Regions from separate parts of the Homo sapiens genome. Here region 2 is linked to region 1. Evidence: chromatin loops called from intact Hi-C (ENCODE). Cell type or tissue: mammary epithelial cell. All regions are shown on one strand. Links, peaks and the distances in the headings refer to the core of each region. The heading gives the core; the rest is flanking DNA.

The links. A loop is a pair of places that touch in the nucleus more often than their neighbours do. Peaks named below come from ENCODE experiments on the same cell type or tissue, not always from the same donor. Only the 100,000 strongest peaks of a DNase experiment are listed, where the experiment ranks them.
Region 2: a loop joins it to region 1, with 13 times the contacts of the local background. A loop is called at or near these places in 26 of 110 quality-filtered maps.

The regions. Positions count from the first base shown.
Region 1 is chr17:66,562,170-66,571,976 of GRCh38, reverse strand. All of the region lies in intron 3 of PRKCA (protein kinase C alpha), which reads right to left. Among named protein-coding and RNA genes, the nearest start is that of PRKCA-AS1, 150 kb to the right of the region's middle. In mammary epithelial cell, for the core only: a CTCF peak has its summit at 4,585 (motif pointing right); DNase peaks (open chromatin) are centred at 4,176 and 4,566; H3K27ac peaks cover 572 bases.
Region 2 is chr17:66,195,090-66,204,896 of GRCh38, reverse strand. It overlaps the pseudogene PSMD7P1. Among named protein-coding and RNA genes, the nearest start is that of CEP112, 7.9 kb to the right of the region's middle. In mammary epithelial cell, for the core only: a CTCF peak has its summit at 4,098 (motif pointing left); a DNase peak (open chromatin) is centred at 4,056.

The DNA.
Region 1 (9,807 bases), core at 625-8,624:
TTATACGGAGTGGCACACTGGATGGAATGTCAACATAACACAACCACACACAGAACGTTCCCTGCACTATCATACAGAGTAATAGTTATCTGGCTTTCCATGGCATCCAACAGGCTTCGTATTTCAAAAGCAAAACACTCAGTGGTAAGATCTACCACCCATTTTTCTACCTTCTCCACTCCTACCCCTGCTTCAGAGTGGTCTTTTATCTGCTCTACGGACTCAGGTTCCGTGGAAGGTTTTATTTGCAAAAGTATATGTCTACCGTCAAACAAAAGTTTTTAAACCACTTGCCTAGGTCAATAGTTTGTTTCCTGAGAAAAACAATTTCTAAAACATTGATTGAGGAAGGTTGTTCAATTAAATTTAAGTTCATTAAAACATGGGGTTTTTTTCCCTCTTTCAGTTAAGTATACAGTATTTCTTCTGACCAATTAATTTGACTAAAGGTTCCACCAAATTAACTTTTTCTTCCATGAAGGAGAATGCTGCAAATTTTAGTGATAATAAGACTTAAAATGATTAAGGTGTGTCAAACTTATTCCTAATGTGGCATGTTGTAATTTGTTAAAAGGCAAATAATAAAACTTAAACATATTTGTATATACCGACAAGAATTACTTTTGAAATATGGATTAAAAAAAAACAATTATTTCCTGAACCAGCACCTCTCCTGTATATTCAACCATCCAAAATGGTCAGTTAATAATGTGAAAACACAGAAATAAGTACACGCAATGCCACAAGATGATAGGGATTAGGAATGGGAAAACACTACATGTTAGGACTTCTCCAGAATTCCTCCATTCTGTTGGTTACTTTCTCACTGAGCTTTTGTTTTCACATCTTCATATCTACAGACATTTAGTACGAAATTTAAGAAGTATATGTAAACACGATTAGAACCCCTCTGGAATGTGTGGTTTATGCAAACAGATTTATGACTCTGCAGTTGCAATTTGCAAACAGTGCTCACAGATATTACCTTCCCTTACCTTCACAGCAACCTTAGAGGTGGGTGGATGTGATTTCCATATGTAGATTTAATATTATTTTCAGGAGGAGGTACCCACGGAGGATGGCTGAGTGACATGCTCCAGGTCAGGACTAGAAGCTGTAACTAGAACCCAGGGCTCTTGGCTTTGGGCCCAGAGAACATCCCACCAGATTATGCTGCCAATCTGCTAATGGAAATTTAATTCCCACAATTTGGGTTGAGAAGTTTACAGCTATTTAAATACACAGCTCCAGACGAGCACAGTTATATCAAGACATTACATATAATTTTAATAGGAAAACTGCCAAAACTAGTAAGGCATGGCAGAAAAGCCCGAAAAAGAGCTAAAGCAGAGTCTTTCACACCCTAAGAAAGTGATTTAGCAATATCACGATCTCACTCTACTCACTGGCACCGCCTCCTCCTCTCACCCATGCCTCGCAGGCATCACAGACAGTAGCAACACGCTGCACAATAGCCTGGGTGTTTGAAGGCACTGCTTTTTAAAAATTTTTAAAGAAATTTTAAAGTGTTTTATTTTTTCTGTTGATCTATCATAGCTGTACATACTGAAGGCATTTCTAAAACAAACACGTTTTAATAGGTGTAGCATACATGTTTTACATGCACAAGTCATAATATGCAGCCTGATGGATTCTCACAACATAATCTCGCCTGTGTATCCACAAACCCGTCCATCGTCAGAATGGAACGAGAGCCCCAGAAGTCCCCTTGTGCCTGTTCTAGTCACTCTTCTCCCCAGCAAGATGTGGTTACCTTGACCCCTAGGCACTAGAGATGAGTGTTGCCTCTTTTTGAGTTTTATATACAGAAAACAATTCTGTGCCTGGGTTCTTTCTCTCAGTGTTATGTCTGCAAGACATCACACTTTTGTTGCACATAACAGGTTTTTCATTCAGGGCTGCACAGTACCCCATGATAGGATTATACAAAAAAATCCATTCTACATGTGAGGAACATCTGAGTTGTTTCCAGGTTAAGGCAATTATGAATAATACTTCTGTGAACATTTTGGGCATGACTTTTGGGGTACACATGCATGTTTCTTTTGGGGATCCACCTACGAGAAGAATTGCTGTCTGACAGGAGTGTGTATTCAGCTTTAGTCAATACTGACAGTTTTCTAAAGTGGTTATAGCAATTTGCATACCAGGAGCATGTCCTCACCAACACTTAGTACTGTGGTCTTTTTCATTTTATTCTTTCTTACGACTGCTGGTGACATCCCATTGCAGTTTTAATTTGCATTCCCCTGATGACCCAGGTTGAACACTTTATGTTTATTGTCCATTTTTATATCCTCTTTCATGAAGTTTACAAATCTCCTCCCCATTTTTCTACTGGATTGTCTTTCTTACTGATCTGTAGGAGGAGGTTTTCTTTTTTTTTGAGATGGAGTTTCACTCTTCTTGCTCAGGCTGGAGTGCAGTGGCATGGTCTCAGCTCACTGCAACCTCCACCTCCTGGGTTCAAGCGATTCTCCTGTCTCAGCCTCCCAGGTAGCTGGGATTACAGGTGCCTGCCACCATGCCTGGCTAATTTTTGTATTTTTAGTAGAGACAGAGTTTCACCATGTTGGCCAGGCTGTCTTGAACGCCTGACCTCAGGCGATCCCCGCCTGCCTCGGCCTCCAAAGTGCTGGGATTACAGGTGTGAGCCACCGCACCTGACCTTTTTTTTAAATTCAGGACACAAGCCCTTTAACAGGTATAAGTGTAGCAAATATCTTCCCCCAATACCAGTCTACCTTTCATTCTTTGATGTTTCAATTAACAAAAATGCCTGATTAATCTTTTCCTTTAGGGTTAGTTCTATTTAGATCCTGTTTACAAAATTATTTTGTACCTCAACTTCATAAACATGTTCTCTGTCATTTTCTAGAACATTTATTGTTTTACAATTAGGTCTACTATCTATCTGTAATTGGTTTTTGTGTAGGGTGTTACTTGTGGTTGAGGTTTTTAAAATATAGATATCCTATTGACCAGCCTCATTCATTAAAAAAACCACTGCTTGGCAACTGAAGGCTTAGCTTTAAGACTAAAAAGATGACCCAGAAAAAAGTTTCCAAAGACCCTACGTTTCCAGTCTTTGATTTACCTACATATCCCTGCCTAACTCTTTTAGGAACATGGAAGTGTAAGTCCAAAGATGAAAGGCTTTGTTCTCAATTTCATCACTTCATTGAGTCCCACAAAATTATCCTTTTTCCTGACTGGTAAGCTGTAGAACATGGAACATGAGGAAATGATTTTTAAATCATCTCAAAATTAAATGATTATAATGTCATTTTATGCCACAATGAACTGTTTATGTACTTCTCAAACCCCATTTTTAAAATTTCATTTTAAAAACATCCCTACTTCATTAGCTCCACACCAGCTATACGAATGAGCTGTCCATGGCAACAGCAGTAAGTGCACTGAAGACAGATTTCTGCAGCGCCAGCCTTCCTGGCCTCCAGTACCCTGCTGAGCAACAAGCAGAGGACCCAGCACCCGCACTCAAGCTTCCTAAACCACGAATTACTCCTCACCAGCACCCAAAAGCAGCTCCCAGAACAAGCTGGTGGAAAATGTAGTGGGGAAAACACTAACCTCTACCACAAATAAAGACTCTGCACATCTATTTTTTGGGGGTTTTTTGAGACAGAGTCTTATTCTGTCGTCTAGGCTGGAGTGCAGTGGTGCCATCTCAGCTCACTGCAACCTCTGCCTTTGGGGTTCAAGTGATTCTCATGCTTCAGCCTCCCTAGCAGCTGGGATTACAGGTGTGTGCCACCATGCCCAGCTAATTTTATAATTTTACTAGAGATGGGGTTTCATCGTGTTGGCCAGGCCAGTCTCGAACTACTGACCTCAAGTGATCTGCCTGCCTCAGCCTCCCAAAGTTCTGGGATTACAGGCATGAGTCACCACGCCAGACCTCTGCTGGTCTATTATTTAATGCAGTCCAATGTATTAACATTTTCCTTTACACTTAGTGCTTTTTATAATCCGTTTAAGAATTTTTCCAGGAAACACATAGAAATATTGTACATTATCTCTCTTCCCCATCCACTGGCTCACGAAGATCTTGGTTGTATCACAGTCATGGCATGAATCAGATTTTTGGACTTCTTCCCATCTGATTTTCACTTATAGGAATTTTTCAAATCGTTCTTAAATAAACCTAATAAGGATGTTTTCCCAAACGCAGGTTACCTTGGCATCAAATTTCTCAAGTGTCTGGCTCCGAGGTGGATCTGGAATTTTCAGCCTCTTTGTGATGTTAGCAGGGCTTTTTATTTCCATGAAATCTTGAGGTAACAGAGGGTAGGGAGGAGAGAGCAAACACTGACATCCCAGACTGGGAAAGGGGAGAGATGGTGGAAACTGAGACCAAAACACTAAAAACTGCTGGGTCCATTTTTCTTCCCACTGGGAATTCAGGCAACAGCATCAAGGGCTGGTACAAGGCATAGCCTCGGAGACAGACCTGCCTGTGGCCTGGCAGGATCTCCTGCTTAAGGGCCTTATTGCCCTGCTTCATTAACAGCCACGGCTTAGCAACAATCTGCCAGCAGGGGTCAGTCTCGGTCGCCACACAGAAGCCAGGAGGCTCTCTCCAGCTACAAAGCCACGCTCTGGAATGTTCCAGAAGTTGTTCGGTGCCACTGCACAACACTCAGCTTCTCTTCCTATCTTGTCACCTCGGCACCTGTTTCCTAGTTTTTCAAGATTGCATTTCATACTTAGAGAAATTAATTACCTTATATTCCTGTGGCAGAATTTCATACTGAGCTAAATAATTATACCAAGTTCCCCATATCATGTATAAAACCTCCCTTTCCCTTGATTTTCCTTACGGTAGCAGAAAGGTCGACCTTTTCCATATTTTAAAATTAAGGAAAGGACGCATTCTTACTTGCAGTGGAAAATGTACAAATATTACATAATGTGACAATTGTATTTTCTAATATTCCCATTGAGGGTTTAGTTATCTATGGGATAAATTTCTTTTTTCTCTCTAAATTACAAAACATCCTTTCATTAAGCATCTTGCCCCAAACAGCTCCTCTCAAAGTCCCTGGGAGGCTGGCAAGGGGCTCATGGCCTATACTGCCTAACCCCAAGCTCTCCTTGGACTTACTCGGAGGCTGTGTCCCAAACACCAAACAGTAGGGGCACCTGCACTGAGACCAGGAAAGCAAATCTGATGTCAAAAAGGTGTAGAATGAAGAATCTATTTCTACTTTAAATTTGAGGGTGGCTCTTTTTCAAGACACACTGCTGAATTAACAAACAGTTCTGGTCTAATAAATGATTATATTTCATGCTAGAAGGATATAACTATACTTAGTAGGTTACCTTTTCCTAAAAAATAAAATAAAATTCCCCCATGGATCTAAGTCCCATCAAATACAACATTCAGGAGGGCATAAGTTCTCATTTCCCAAAGTGGGGAAAGCTGTTGCAAAAAAAAAAAAAAAAAAAAAACCAAAAAACAACAACAGTTCTTCACAATGCCTGTCTTCCAACAAGTCTGTCTTACTGGTATTTTAAAGTGTGCTCATCTAAAAGTATATTCTCTGCTTCTTTCTCCCTAAAACATAAAAAATATTTCTAAAGCTAATGGCATCCATCTTCTTTCCACTTCTGGACTGATAAAACCTCAAAAGAAAAAAAGTAAGGGAACTTTGAGATGGGCAACAGAGCCCATCTGCCCGTTCCCTGGGATGGGGCTGGGTCACTCTGAAAGAAGGAATCCAGGTATCATCAGCAGATCTGAAAGGGGCCATAGAGGAAATGTGTTCAAGAGTGCATCTTAGCCCAAGGGTGCTGAGAGAGGGTCCAGGAAGACAAGGTATCCAAGGACTCTGGATACCCCACCTATCCGTCCTACCCCTTGCAGCTACAATGATCTATCTAAAATTTAAATCCCCAACATCTTCAGGGCTCACAAACAGCTGGCAGGTGTGACCCCAGCTCCTGCATTTTAGTCCTTAATTCTAATAGGCCAGGTAACCTCATTGCAGGCAAGACACTTGAGGACTAGGGCTGTGGTAGTCAACTTTGATTTCCCGGGGTAGTCAACGGACTCAAAAACAGCATTAAAATGAATATACATAGTGGGTAGATCAATGGGCTACAGGCAAGGCCTTTTTGGAAAATAGTAAACAGGTTCCAAGTGTTTCTATGTCCTGCCATGCCACCCACCAAGACAGGAGGGCACACAGGGACTTGGAACAGAAAAAGATAACACCTGTGCATTTCATTAGTACATATCTCTCAGCATCAGCCTTCTCCAGACTTCAACATGCATAGATGTTGGAAGAAACACCGCGACTGAGAAGAAAAAGGGGCCTCCTATGCCAGAAAGAGGCCATGCATCCTGAAGCCGCTACTGATTTGTAGCCCTGGCTTTCTGCTAGAGCAACTTCATTTTATAAAGAAAGTCCCACGTTATAATTGTGGAGCTACGATTCATATTTTGCTTTCAGGCTTTTAGCCAGAGCTGGGATTAAAATTCAGAAAGAGGCTAGGTGGGTGCCTTAGAACACAGACACCCTGCTGGGGATTGCTGGATGAGAAAGCAAAAGGTCAAGAAATGTAAATGGAGAAGGTACAATGCAAATTGAACTTTAGAGCAGCTTTCCCCTGCTCAGCATGCTCTCAGGGGCTGTAAGAGCTGGGCTGGAGACAAGAATCCCAAAACTGCAGTGCTCCAGGAAGGGATGCGGGCTGAGTGGGAATCACTTCCTGAGTACTCATTCTGACCCCATGTTGCACAAGCAGCACTCTATGAGAGGAATTACTTAGTCCCATTTTACGGTTAGGAAACCAAGGCTTAACGGGTAAGGAACTGCCAAAAGTTACATCCATAATAAGTGTTGGGACCAGAATGAGAACCGGGACATATCCTAAAGCCTCCTTTGTCTTTCCTGGGCCACTGGTGTGTGTTTCTTGTTGTGGTGGTGGTGGTGGTGATTGTTGTTTTGACACGGAGTCTTACTCTATCACCCAGGCTGGAGTGCAGTGGCGTGATCTTGGCTCAGTGCAACCTCTGCCAACCGGGTTCAAGCGATTCTCCTGCCTCAGCCTCCTGAGTAGCTGGGACTACAGGTGCCTGCCACTGCGTCCGGCTAATTTTTGTATTTTTAGTAGAGATGGGGTTTCACCATCTTGGCCAGGCTGGTCTTGAACTCCCGACCTCGTGATCCACCCACCTCAGCCTCCCAAAATGCTGGGATTACAGGCATGAGCCACTGCACCCGGCTGGCACTGGTCTTTTAAAAACAGTAGTGCTACTGTGGAGAAAAAGTGCCAAAATAATTTGATAATATCCAAATCTAATGTACTAAAACCCACAAAGTCATGGGTTTTGTTTCTTTCAATCACTGAATTATCTGAAGTGCTTCAACAGTGCTTGGCACATAGCAGGTACCTGAGAAACATCAGCTGAATAACATCCTTAAAGAGGCACCATGGACAAAAGCCACGCATTCCTCTTTTTCCCAGAAGCACCACCCAACAGAAACATTATGTGAGCTGTAGGTAATTTACAGTTTTCTAGTAGTCTCATTAAACAATTAAAAAGAGGCTGGGCACAGTGGCTCATACCTATAATCCCAGCACTCTGGGAGTTCGAGGCAGGTGGATCACCTGAGGTCAGGAGTTTGAGACCAGCCTGACCAACATGGTGAAACCTCATCTTTACTAAAAATACAGAAATTAGCCAGGTGTAGTGGTGGGCAAATGTAATTCTAGCTACTCGGGAGGCTGAGGCAGGAGAATCCCTTGAACCCGGGAGGCAGAGCCTGCACAGAGCCGAGATGGCCCCACTGCACTCCAACCTGGGCAACAGAGCGAGACTCTGTCTCGAAAGAAAGAAAGAGAAAGAAAGAAGGAAGAAAGGAAGAAAAGGAAGAAAGGAAGGAAGAGAGGAAGAAAGAAAGAGAGAGAGAAAGAAAGGAGGAAGGAAGGAAGGAAGGAAGGAAGGAAGGAAGGAAGGAAGGAAGGAAGGAAAGAAGAAACAAGTACAACAATTTTTAAATGTTTTATATAATCCAAGATATAAATTATCATTTCTATACATAACTGATGTAAGAAATTAATGATACTTTAAACTCTTTTGTTTATACTAAGTCTGAAATCCAACGTACCTCTGCACAGACAGTACAAACATCTCCATTTGGACCAGCCGCATTTCAACTGTTCAACAGCCTCACAGAGCCTATGGCTCCTAGACTGAACCACACAGGTCAGCACAGTCTGGAGTATTCAGACTAAGTCAACAGGAGAAAAAGAATGAGATATTTTGTGGCCCTTCCCATCTTGTCACATCAAGGGTCAAAAACTGAAATCTTAAAAGAGCACAGGACTTGGAAGCAACCAAGATACCCTTGAATAGGTGAATGGATAAACCATGGTATACCCAGATGATGGAATATGATTTAGCACTAAAAAGAAATGAACTATCAAGTCAAGAAAAGGCATGGAGGAAACTAAAGTGCATATTACTAAGTGAAAGAAGCCAATCTGAACAGGCTACATACTGCATGACTTCAACTATATGACATTCCAGAAAAGGAAAAACTATGGAGGCAATAGAAGGATCAGGGGCTGATGGGAGGGAGGGAAGAACAAGATGGAGCACAGAGGATTTTTAGGGCAGTGAAGATCCTCTGTATGATACTATAAAGGTGGATACGGGCCATGACACATTTGTCCAAACCCACAGACTATACACTACCAAGACCGAACCCTAATGTAGACCATGGACTTTTGTTAATAATATTGCATCAGTTGTAAGAAATGTACCACACTAATTAATGCAAGATGTTAATAAGAGGGGAGACTGTTGAGGAGAGGGGCAGGTATAAGGGAACACTGTACTTTCCACTCCATTTTCCTATAACCCTAAAACAATGGCTCTAAAAAATATCTTTTTAAAAAAAAAGCTAACAGGATGAAATAGCTGCTACAGTTATAGGTATATAACCAGAAATCAGAGAGAAGGGCCACTATTCCCTTCCAAATAATAATAAAATAAAACCATTCTGCATAAAAATTTATCAAGCTGGCCAGGCACAGTGTTCATGCCTGTAATCCCAGCACTTCGGGAGGCCGAGGTGGGCAGATAATCTGAGGTCAGGAGTTTGAGACTAGCCTGGCCAACATGGTGAAACCCTGTCTCTACTAAAAATACAAAAATTAGCTGGGCGTGGTGGCGCGCACCTGTAATCCCAGCTACTCAGAAGGCTGAGGCAGAAGAATCGCTTGAACCCAGGAGATGGAGGTTGCAGTGAGCCAAGATAGTGCCAGTGCACTCCAGCCTGGGTGACTCAGTGAGACTCTGCCAAAAAACAACAACAACAACAACAAAAAAAAACAAAACTTAGCTATTATTTTCACATACACTGGAATATCAGATAACCCCAGCTGGTAGGATGGACCACACAGAAGACTCAGGGAACCTAGAAAAATGTCTGTGTCCTTGTCAGATGAGTTTCCCCTTAGGTGTCCTCCAGGGTGCCTGAGACATACTTCCACAACTGCTGTTTCCCTTCTACAGGTCTGACCAAGAATGGACAGCACAGTGGTTGCCATGCTGGCAAAAATCCTGTAGACTTCACCAGCATTTATAGGGTGGTACTCATCTGAATTAGGGCAGAGAGCTCCTACAGATACCTCTATTCTTTTGTTATGTTTTACTTTTTTTTTTATTGTGGTGAGATATATATATATATAATTATATATAATTTAATTATATATATTTAATTTTATATATAACTTAATTATATATAT
Region 2 (9,807 bases), core at 989-8,988, 370 kb after region 1:
GACAGAGTCTCTTTCTCCATGCTGAACTGCTTGGAGCTGGGTGACACAAGCAGCCTTGTGGCCTCAACAACTGGGACTGTACTAGGTCAGACCTGAAGCCAGCACGGCACTGGGTCTTGCCTGGCTACCGTCTGTTGTTCACTCAAGGCCTAAAGGCTCTTTAGTCAACAGGTGGCGAATCCAGCCAGGCTTGTGTCCCTCCCTTCAGGGTGGTGAGCTCTCCCTAAGCCCAGGGCAGGTCCAGAAATGCTGTCTGGGCAGGGCCTGGACTTGGGAACGTTAGGAATCTACCTGGTGCTCTTTCCACTGCGCCTGAGCTGGCACCTAAACCGCAAGATGAAGTCCTTCCTACTCTTCCATCTTCTTCCCTCAAGGAGAAGGAGTCTCTCCCCCTAGTCACCACAATCCCAGGCCTGCAGTGATCACTGCCTGGCTACCAGTGATGTTCACTCAAGGCCCAAGAGCTCTTCAGTCAGCTTGTGGTGAAGGCTGCCAGGCTTCAGTCTCTTCCTTCATGCACTGGGCACTGTGCTCCCCTCTGGCTCAGAGCAAGTCCAGAAATGCCACTCAGGGGCCAAGGCCTGGAATCAGGGACCCCAGGATCCTGCTTTGTGCTCTATCCCACTATGGCCGACTTGGTACCCAAGCTGCAAGACAAAGCCCCTTTACTCTTTCCTCTCCTTTCCTCAAGTAGAAGGAGTCTCTCCCTGTGACCACCACAGCTGGAAATGTGCTGGGTCACACCTGAAGTCGGCATGGCGCGGGATCTCACTCAAGTCTTGTGGTGAGTACTGCCTGGCAACTGGTGGTGTTAATTCAAGTCCGAGGACTCTTGGATCATCCGGTAATGAATCCTGCCTGAACCGGTACTTCTCTTTAAGACAGTGGCTAGAGTGTGTCAAGAAACGTTGTCCAGCAGACAGGGCCTGGAACGGGGGCCTCAGGATTCAGCCTGGTGCCCTATTCTACTGTGACTGAGCTGGAATGCAAGTTGCAAGACAAAGTTCTCTTTACCCTCCTCTCTCCTCTCCCCAGGCAGAAGGAAGTAGTCTCTCCTGGAGCTGCAAGCTGTGCTGCCTGAGGTCGTGGGAGGGGTAACACAAGCACACCCTTGGCCACCCCAGCTGGTGTCTCACAGGTTGTGTGCACAAAAAGACCACTGGCTCCAGCTCAGCACAGCACTAGGACTTGCCTAGGAATTTCAGTCCTTGTGGCCTAGACCACCTTTCAAGTTTATTTAGGACCCCAGAGCACTTTACCCCATGGTAGTGGGGCTAGTTGGAACTCAAGTTCTGTCTGGCTGCTGGGATGGATGATTCTTTTCCAGCTAGGGCTGGTCTAAATGCTCCCTCGTGGTTACTAGGTGAATTCTGCCCTGTGTGGCTTTCTGCTGTGACAGACAGCACTGAATTCCAATGCAAAGTCCAACAAACAGTTCACACTCCCTCCCCCAAGCACACAGATTCTCCCTCTGCACCACATGGCCACTGATGGGGAAGAGCGAGGGGTGGTGTCGACAACTCGAGATTGTCTTTCCCAGCCTCTTCAATGCCCCTTTCCTTGATATAATTTTAAAGCCAGGTACAGGGATTTTTGGTTATGACGGTGCTTTTTTGCATGGATGGTTGTTCTATTTGGTGTTCCTGTGAGGGGGATGATCACTGGAGGTCTCTATGTGGCCATCTTGCTCCACCACTTCTTTTTTTTTTTTTTTTTTTTGAGGCGGAGTCTCACTCTGTAGCCAGGCTGGAGTGCAGTGGCACGATCTCGGTTCACTGCAGCCTCTGCCTCCTGGCTTCAAGCAATTCTCCTGCCTCAGCCTCCCCAGTAGCTGGGACAACAGGTGTGCACCACCATGCTTTTGGTTAAAACACAATACTCCAAGCTTGTCATAATTTGTAAACCTCAGCTTTCTAAACCTCAGCCATTTCCCCAATGAACTGAAGATAACGGTGTTTAGAAATGAAGGTCTGGGCCGGGCGTGGTGGCTCACGCTTGTAATCCTAGCACTTTGGGAGGCTGAGGTGGGTAGATCACGAGGTCAGAAGATCGAGACCATCTTAGCTAACACGATGAAACCCCGTCTCTACTAAAAATACAAAAAATTAGCCGGGCATGGTGGCGGGCGCGGTGGCGGGCGCCTGTAGTCCCAGCTACTCTGGAGGCCGAGGCAGAAGAATGATGTGAACCGGGAGGCGGAGCTTGCAGTGAGCCGAGATTTCACCACTGCACTCCAACCTGGGTGACAGAGTGAGACTCCGTCTTAAAAAAAAAAAAAGAAATCAAGGTCTGCATTGTGTCTGGGTGTAGTGCTCATTGATACAGAGGCATCACTGCTTCTAGGTCTTCTTCAACAGACAGAGCTAGGAAATACATACACATATTTATGTACACATGCACTACTCATATACACAATAATTAGGTCTGCATTTTGATAGCACCAGATAGTCAGCATGCCTAACTTTGACACCTCAGCACTTCTGTTTTAAACCCTTAGCACTTTTCCAACACTCCTCCCTTCCCCAGCCTATTCTACAAAGAAGCTCCTGGGATATGGCAAGTTTGTTGAAGGTTGTGTTTTGTGCCATTTTGTTCACTGGAAGGCATTTTAGGGGGCTGGATAGGTTTGGATCACTGAAAAATAATCAGAGCAGACTTTAGAGCTTAGACGATAGTCCTGATTCCTCTCATTTAATCGTATTTTCACAGAAATAAAAATCTGCTATTTTTGTAATTGGAAGAGGCAATTTGGATTTGAGGAGTCCATCGGTAGAAACTGCCCAATTGCAGCCCCTCTATTTAGTGATTATGTGGTCTATTTTGTGCCATAAGTAGATTCCCTTTTTCAAGTGTTTTTCTTCTTAAATGCTTTGATCACCAGGTTGCCTGTCATCACAGTTGTGCCGTACCCTCCCTAGCCATAGTTTGCGGTGATCTCCCCCTACTGGAGATGGTACAGGAAGTACTAACCGCCACAGGTAGCCTAGTGAAGAAAGAACCACAACCATAAGGAGCTGGTTATCATCCTCCTTTTTTTTTTTTTTTTTTGAGATGGAGTCTCGCTCTGTCTCCCAGGCTGGAATGCAGTGGCGCAATCTCGGCTCACTGCAAGCTCCGCCTCCCGGGTTCACGCCATTCTCCTGCCTCAGCCTCCCGAGTAGCTGGGACTACAGGTGCCCGCCACCACGCCCAGCTAATTTTTTGTATTTTTAGTAGAGACGGGGTTTCACCGTGTTAGCCAGGATGGTCTTGATCTCCTGACCTCACGATCCGCCCGCCTCGGCCTCCCAAAGTGCTGAGATTACAGGCGTGAGCCACTGCGCCCCGCCCATCCTCTATTTTTGCACAGTTGAACTGAATCTTCCCAAAGTAATATTACTCACCTAGCAATCATAGACTAAATGAACTCTATACTATATAACTGTAACTCTACAAATGCATATAACTATATAACTATACACTCTATAAATGCACATGGCTAGGGAGGTCTTCTTCCAAGACAAGTTGGTCCCTGAAGGTGCTTCTCAATGACCGTCTTTTTTCTCTTGGTTTATGGCAGGACGGCGTTCTAAATGCAAAGGAATCAATGTTTTCACGTATCTCTTATGCTATATTTCTGCAAGAAGTTTATAACATAATTCTCTCGTTTCTAATACATGGACCAATCTTTCAATATATAGGATCTCTTTCCTGTGCCCCAAACTTAATAATAAGTACTATTCCTCAGTGACATTTCCTATCTATTAACCTGAGGATCATTCCCTGCTTTAATCTCTCAATAAAAGATTAAAAAGATAAAAGAAAGAAAGAAAAGGAAAGAAAACAACTTGAGCTGTGTGCATGTGTGTGCCAGTATGCCTGTGTGTGGGTGTGTATGTGGTTGCTGTGCAAATATTTGTTGCTTTTGTGTGAGTGTGAGTATATATGTGGTATGTGTGGCATGCATGTGGATTTGTGTATGTGGTTTGAGTGTGTGTGCTTTGTGTATGTGCCCATGCGTATGCATGTGAGTGTGTGTGTGTGTGTGTGTGTGTGTCTGCGCATGCACGTGCACATGATAATTAGTTCTTTGTGTGCCATTGCTGCCTCCTAGTGGCATCTATTCCTTTCCAAAGTGCTGGCAAAACAGTTGGGAAAGAAAAGAAGCCCTCATATTGAAGTTTCCTGTGTCAGGCACTGGGTACATTTTTCTACATATCTCACCTCTGTTAATTCAATCTCCCCAATCATCCCATAAGGAAAATAAATAAACTGAAGCTCAGGAAGATTATGTAACTTAGTTTACCGAGGTCACAAAGCTAATAAATGACAGAACCAGATATCTAAACTTCAGAATGATTTCTTTCGTACCATTTTTATACTGCTAGTTAAGCTATGATTTTTCCCAGTAGCTTCCTGGAAATATTTGCATTCTAAAGTTGGAGTTTTACAGCCTACTCCTGAAACAAGTTGGTAGAAAAGATTGTTGTATATTCAAGGCTTGGAAGTATCCTAGGTTGCTAGTTTTTATGGATACTGGCTAGGGCATTATGGCAATATGTATATCACTGAAGGGAAGGGAGAAAGAGTAGCCAGTTTATCTCTGTTAATATCCTATAGCATGAATTGCCCAAGAGGCTAAGATAGAAAAAGCAGCAGAAGGAGGAATGAAATGGTGAATATTGCTTAGTTCTAGCATAAGGAAGAAATCCAAAGTCACTGTGCTAAAGGCAGTGACTCTTTTCTTAGTAGTGAAAAAAAGAAAATATGCCTCCTCATTCTTAGTTTCTGCAATCTTTATACTGTATTTATTTATTTATTCTATTAAAAAAATAGAGACAGGGTCTCGCTATGTTGCTTAGGCTGGTCTGAAACTCCTGGGCTCAAGTAATCTGCCTTCCTCGGCCTCCCACAGTGTTAGGATTACAGGCGTGAGCCGCTGTGCCTGGCCTATAATGCATTCATTTGTGGTATAATCTATACTTCTGTGGTCTGTAAATAGAAAGTTCTGCATTACTTACCATTCAGTTTAAGGAATTTACCAGGTACAGGATTGTTTTCATATTTGTCTCTAATGTGTTTATATAATAATTACAATTCTTGGTATTTACAAATTGTTTTCCATCTAGATAGCTAAAAGTCATTTACATTTTTCACTCTAATGATGGAGTATCTTAATAATGCAAAATGGTGAATCACGGAAATTTGATTGCTTTGAATGTTAGCTTATGCATATTGCTAATTTTGAAACAATAAATTAAAAATATGGAAGATACTTATATCTGTCTAATATATCCATATAACTATATATAAAGTTCCACAAAAATAGATAAAGGACAAAAGAGATACTTTGCAGAAGAATAAAAGACTAATAGAGATATTTAAATATTTCAACTTCTCTAATAGTGAAAAATGCAAAGTAAAAAGGGATGCTTTTTTTTTTTACACACAATTAGCACAGATCTAAAAAACCATTAATGTGAGACAGTCATTCGCACAGACCATTGAGTGAAGTTGCAATTTGAAAAATACTTCCAGTAAGTGATTTGGCAGTACTGATCAAAAGCCTTAATGCTTTTATAATGCCCATAAGAATATCTTTTATGGAGAGAGCTAAAATTTCAACCAAGATGTATATAATCAAAGGCATTCATTGCAACATTATTTATAAGGGCAAGAATTGGTAAACACAGGAGAGTAATTGAGAAAATTATCATATCCATATGATGACATAATAAGTAGATATTAAAAATGATAATATAGATATAAAAATTTGAGTAAATATATACAAATGTTAATAGTAGTTATTACTTAATGGCAGGATTGCACATAAGTCTTTTCTTCTTTAAACTTTCCAGTATTTTTCAATTTCCTTATAAGGGAAATGAAACTTTGAAACCATGAAAACTTTTTACTTTTAATTTTTAATTTTATTTATTTATCTTTTTGAGACGGAGTTTCGCTCTTGTTGCCCAGGCTGGAGTGCAATGGTGTGATCTTGGCTCACTTCAAACTATGCCTCCCAGGTTCAAGCGATTCTCTGGCCTCAGCCTCCTGGGTAGCTGGATTACAGGCATGTGCCACCATGCCCAGCGAATTTTGTATTTTTAGTGGAGACGGGGTTTCTCCATGTTGGTCAGGCTGGTCTCGAGCTCCCGACCTTGGGTGATCCACTCGCCCTGGCCTCCTAAAATGTTGGGATTACAGGCATAAAAAAGCTATTTAATACACGTTTTACTTTTTCTGCTCTTTCTTTACATCACTCTTTTCCTTATCTTTATCTTTCCCCTTGTCAGCTTTTCTATCTTTTTGCTCTCTTTTTTCTCCTGCCCTTCTTTCTTGTCTCCATCCTGGTTGGCAATCTTGTTGTTGATGAGGTTGTGCAGGGCGACCACAGAATGGATCAGTGAGGCCCACAGAATGGATCAGTGAGGCCAAGTACACTACCACCATCTGGTCATTGGTCCTCAGGTAAAAGGCTTTAATAGGCTCCTGCAGGCTAACATCTGGCAGCAGGTTGAAGACGTCCTGCAGCTCGTAGATGATCTGGTGGTTGATGCGCAGCTTGCCTGTGGCTACTTTTTCCAGGTAGCTCCTGATATCCAGAAGCTTGGAGTTCGGTCCCTTCAAACCATGGACCCGGTTTGTGATCCGCTGGGACAGAGTGCCCACCGTTGTGTTGTGTCTTTGATGTCTCGTAACAAGTGTTCAACTCCAACTTCCTCAGCTTACTCTGCTCCAATTTCACTGGTCACATGTTCAAATGTTTTCAAGGTTGGAGTTCCATCATCTTGGATTTCTTCCACTGAAATGTATGCTTCTGTGGGCAGCCCTAGGTCCTTTGGATTCACGTCAATAATGATCAATACCGAGTTAGGATAGTATCTTTTCATGAGTTCATTGATGGTAATGCCATTCTTGTGTATTTTCAGGCCTGTGTGGTACCAGCCAACTATTCTTTCTCTGGCATTGACTTTCTTAAACATTCCATACATGTTTTCCAAATAATCATGGTCTAAAAACCACATAGAATTGTCTTTGTCATCTTCATCAAAAGGAACTGCAAAACTGTTCAATACATCAAGTACTTTCTTTTGCCATGACCCCCAAAACAGACCAATGACGCATTTCTGGATTCCAACCTTGCCGATTCGGTTGAAATGATCCACCACGCTGAGCAGCACCGGGGATGGCCCACCACCTTCTGTACTACCAGCTCTGGCATCGAGACACACCTCGCCCAGGCCTGGCTCCCTGCTACCTGCAAACACCGGCAGCGGTAGTGATTTCCCTGGGGCTCCATCAGGCCCAGGCTCTTCTTCCCTCAGCAAAACAAAAAACCCAAATAACAGTGGCTTAAACAAACAACGGTAATCTCTAGGTCTCCCACTATAGTTACTTTAATTTTATGGAGCAAGAGTTTAAATTATACAGATTGGCCGGGTGCGGTAGCTCATGCCTGTAATCCCAGCACTTTGGGAGGCCAAGGCGGGTGGATCACCTGAGGTCGGGAGTTCGAGACCAGCCCGACCAACATGGAGAAACCCTGTCTCTACTAAAAATACAAAAAATTAGTCGGGTGTGGTGGCACATGCCTGTAATTCCAGCTACTGGGGAGGCTGAGGTAGGAGAATCGCTTGAAGCTGGGAGGCGGAGTTTGCAGTAAGCACGCCATTGCACTCCAGCCTGGGCAACAAGAGCAAAACTCTGTCTCAAAAAAAAAAAAAAAAAAATATATATATATATATATATACACACATACATATCTATACAGATCATCAGATTTAATCCTTCAAGATACAGATTAGTTCAAATTACAGACGAATAATTATCTTTCTAATTAATAAAAGCTCACATTTTCCTATTGATTTTTTCTGTAGAGAATAATTGAATTCACATTGTTCAATGTCATCTAGACTAATTCTTAAGTTTATATTTTGAAAATAAGCAGATCCCTTTCAACATGGGAAGTATAGCACAGTTATCTTCCCACACAGAAAATAAAAACAATTATTTTTAGGGTCCTCTTTGTACTACCATTATCAACAATGTCACCATTTGATTTTTAAAAATTGAGATAAGATGTCATTTGTTTTTGAAACAAACCTACTTTCATTTAAGTCATTTGTAGCTGTTAGGAAACAATATTTTCAATAGAAATAGTGTTTCAATGTCACTCTCTTTTTATCAAAGATAAAACAAGGTTCTGTATATATTTTCCTATGCTGACTTTATAAGCACAGCACGGTGTTTTCTTTATTTCCTCTCTATCCCAAAACGTGATTTATATCTTTTTTTTTTTTTTTTGAGACAGAGTCTCACTCTGTCACCCAGGCTGCAGTGCGGTGGTGCGATCTTGGCTCACTGCAATGTCTGCCTCCTGGGTTCAAGCAATTCTCCTGCCTCAGCTTCCTGAGTAGCTGGGATTACAGGTGCCCACCACCAAGCCTGGCTAATTTTTGTATTTTTAGTAGAGATGGGGGTTTCACCATGTTGGTCAGTCTGGTCTCGAACTCCTGAGCTTGTGATCCGCCCACCTCGGCCTCCCAAAGTGCTGGGATTATAGGCGTGAGCCATCGCGCCCAGCTGCATTATTTATATACCTTTTAAGCCAGGTGACATAATCTGAGTTGAAATGTGGTTATTTGGTATTTGTCTTATTACCTCCTACTATCTCATAAATTTTTGGAGGGTAGAGACTTATCTTTTTTCTCATAAGTCCAGAATCTTTGTTGTAGTTAGAACCATTTGGGTTTACCCATCAGTTCAGTCCTCTGAGAAAATAACCCCAAACCCTCTCCCCAAAGTGCAAAGATGAGCTAAGAAAGTCATGTTTATACAATAGGATGCCCTATCTCCTGGCCATATCTCATTGGACTAATTGTGCTTACCTGATTCAAATTAGATCACTCAGTTTCACTCTCCGTAGCAAGAGATTTATATTCAGAAAAGTTAGTCTTCCGGGTTTCTAGACTGGAAGCTTTATGCATAGGGTGGTCATATTCTACCACATGTGCAGAGAAAAGCACGAAAATTAATGTTCATTCATTTGGTGATTCAGTGAACATTTATGGATTGTTTCTATATGGTAGGTACCCTGCAAGGTGCTGTCTGTGCAATGGTGAACCTAACAGGTATCGTCTTCATTCTTTTGGAAACTATAGGCATTTTTAAAAGATTACACCTGGGTTGGGTGCAGTGGCTCACACCTGTAATCCCAACACTTTAGGAGGCAGAGGTGGGTGGATCACTTGAGGTCAGGAGTTCAAGATCAGCCTGGCCAACATGGTGAAACCCCATCTCTACCAAAAATATAAAAAATTAGCTGGGTGTGGTGGCACGCGCCTGTAATCCCAGCTACTCTGAAGGCTGAAGCAGTAGAATTGTTTGAACCCGGGAGGTGGAAGTTGCAGTGAGCTGAGATCACACCACTGCACTCCAGTCTGGACGACAGAGCGAGACTCCGTCTCAAATAAATAAATAAATAAATAAATAGATTCCACTAATTAATATTTGATGACAAATTTTGATAAATGCAATGAAGAAAAGAGAACCAGGGGATTTGAAAGGAAATAAGGGCTGGTTTGAGAATCAGTGAAGGCCTCTCTGAGGTACTGATATTTAAGCTAAGGTGAAGAGCAAAGTGTCATAGCATTTCCAGTGGAGGAAACATTCCCTTAATATGCCTGCATATACCTGATGTTCAATAAATGTACATTGAGTTGGAAGATTATTATCTTTATGCAGTAACTAGACGTAGAAGGAAAATTCATTGATTACCATAGGTGTTTGGCCATAAAACATTTATAAGACACTGCATTTTTTAGG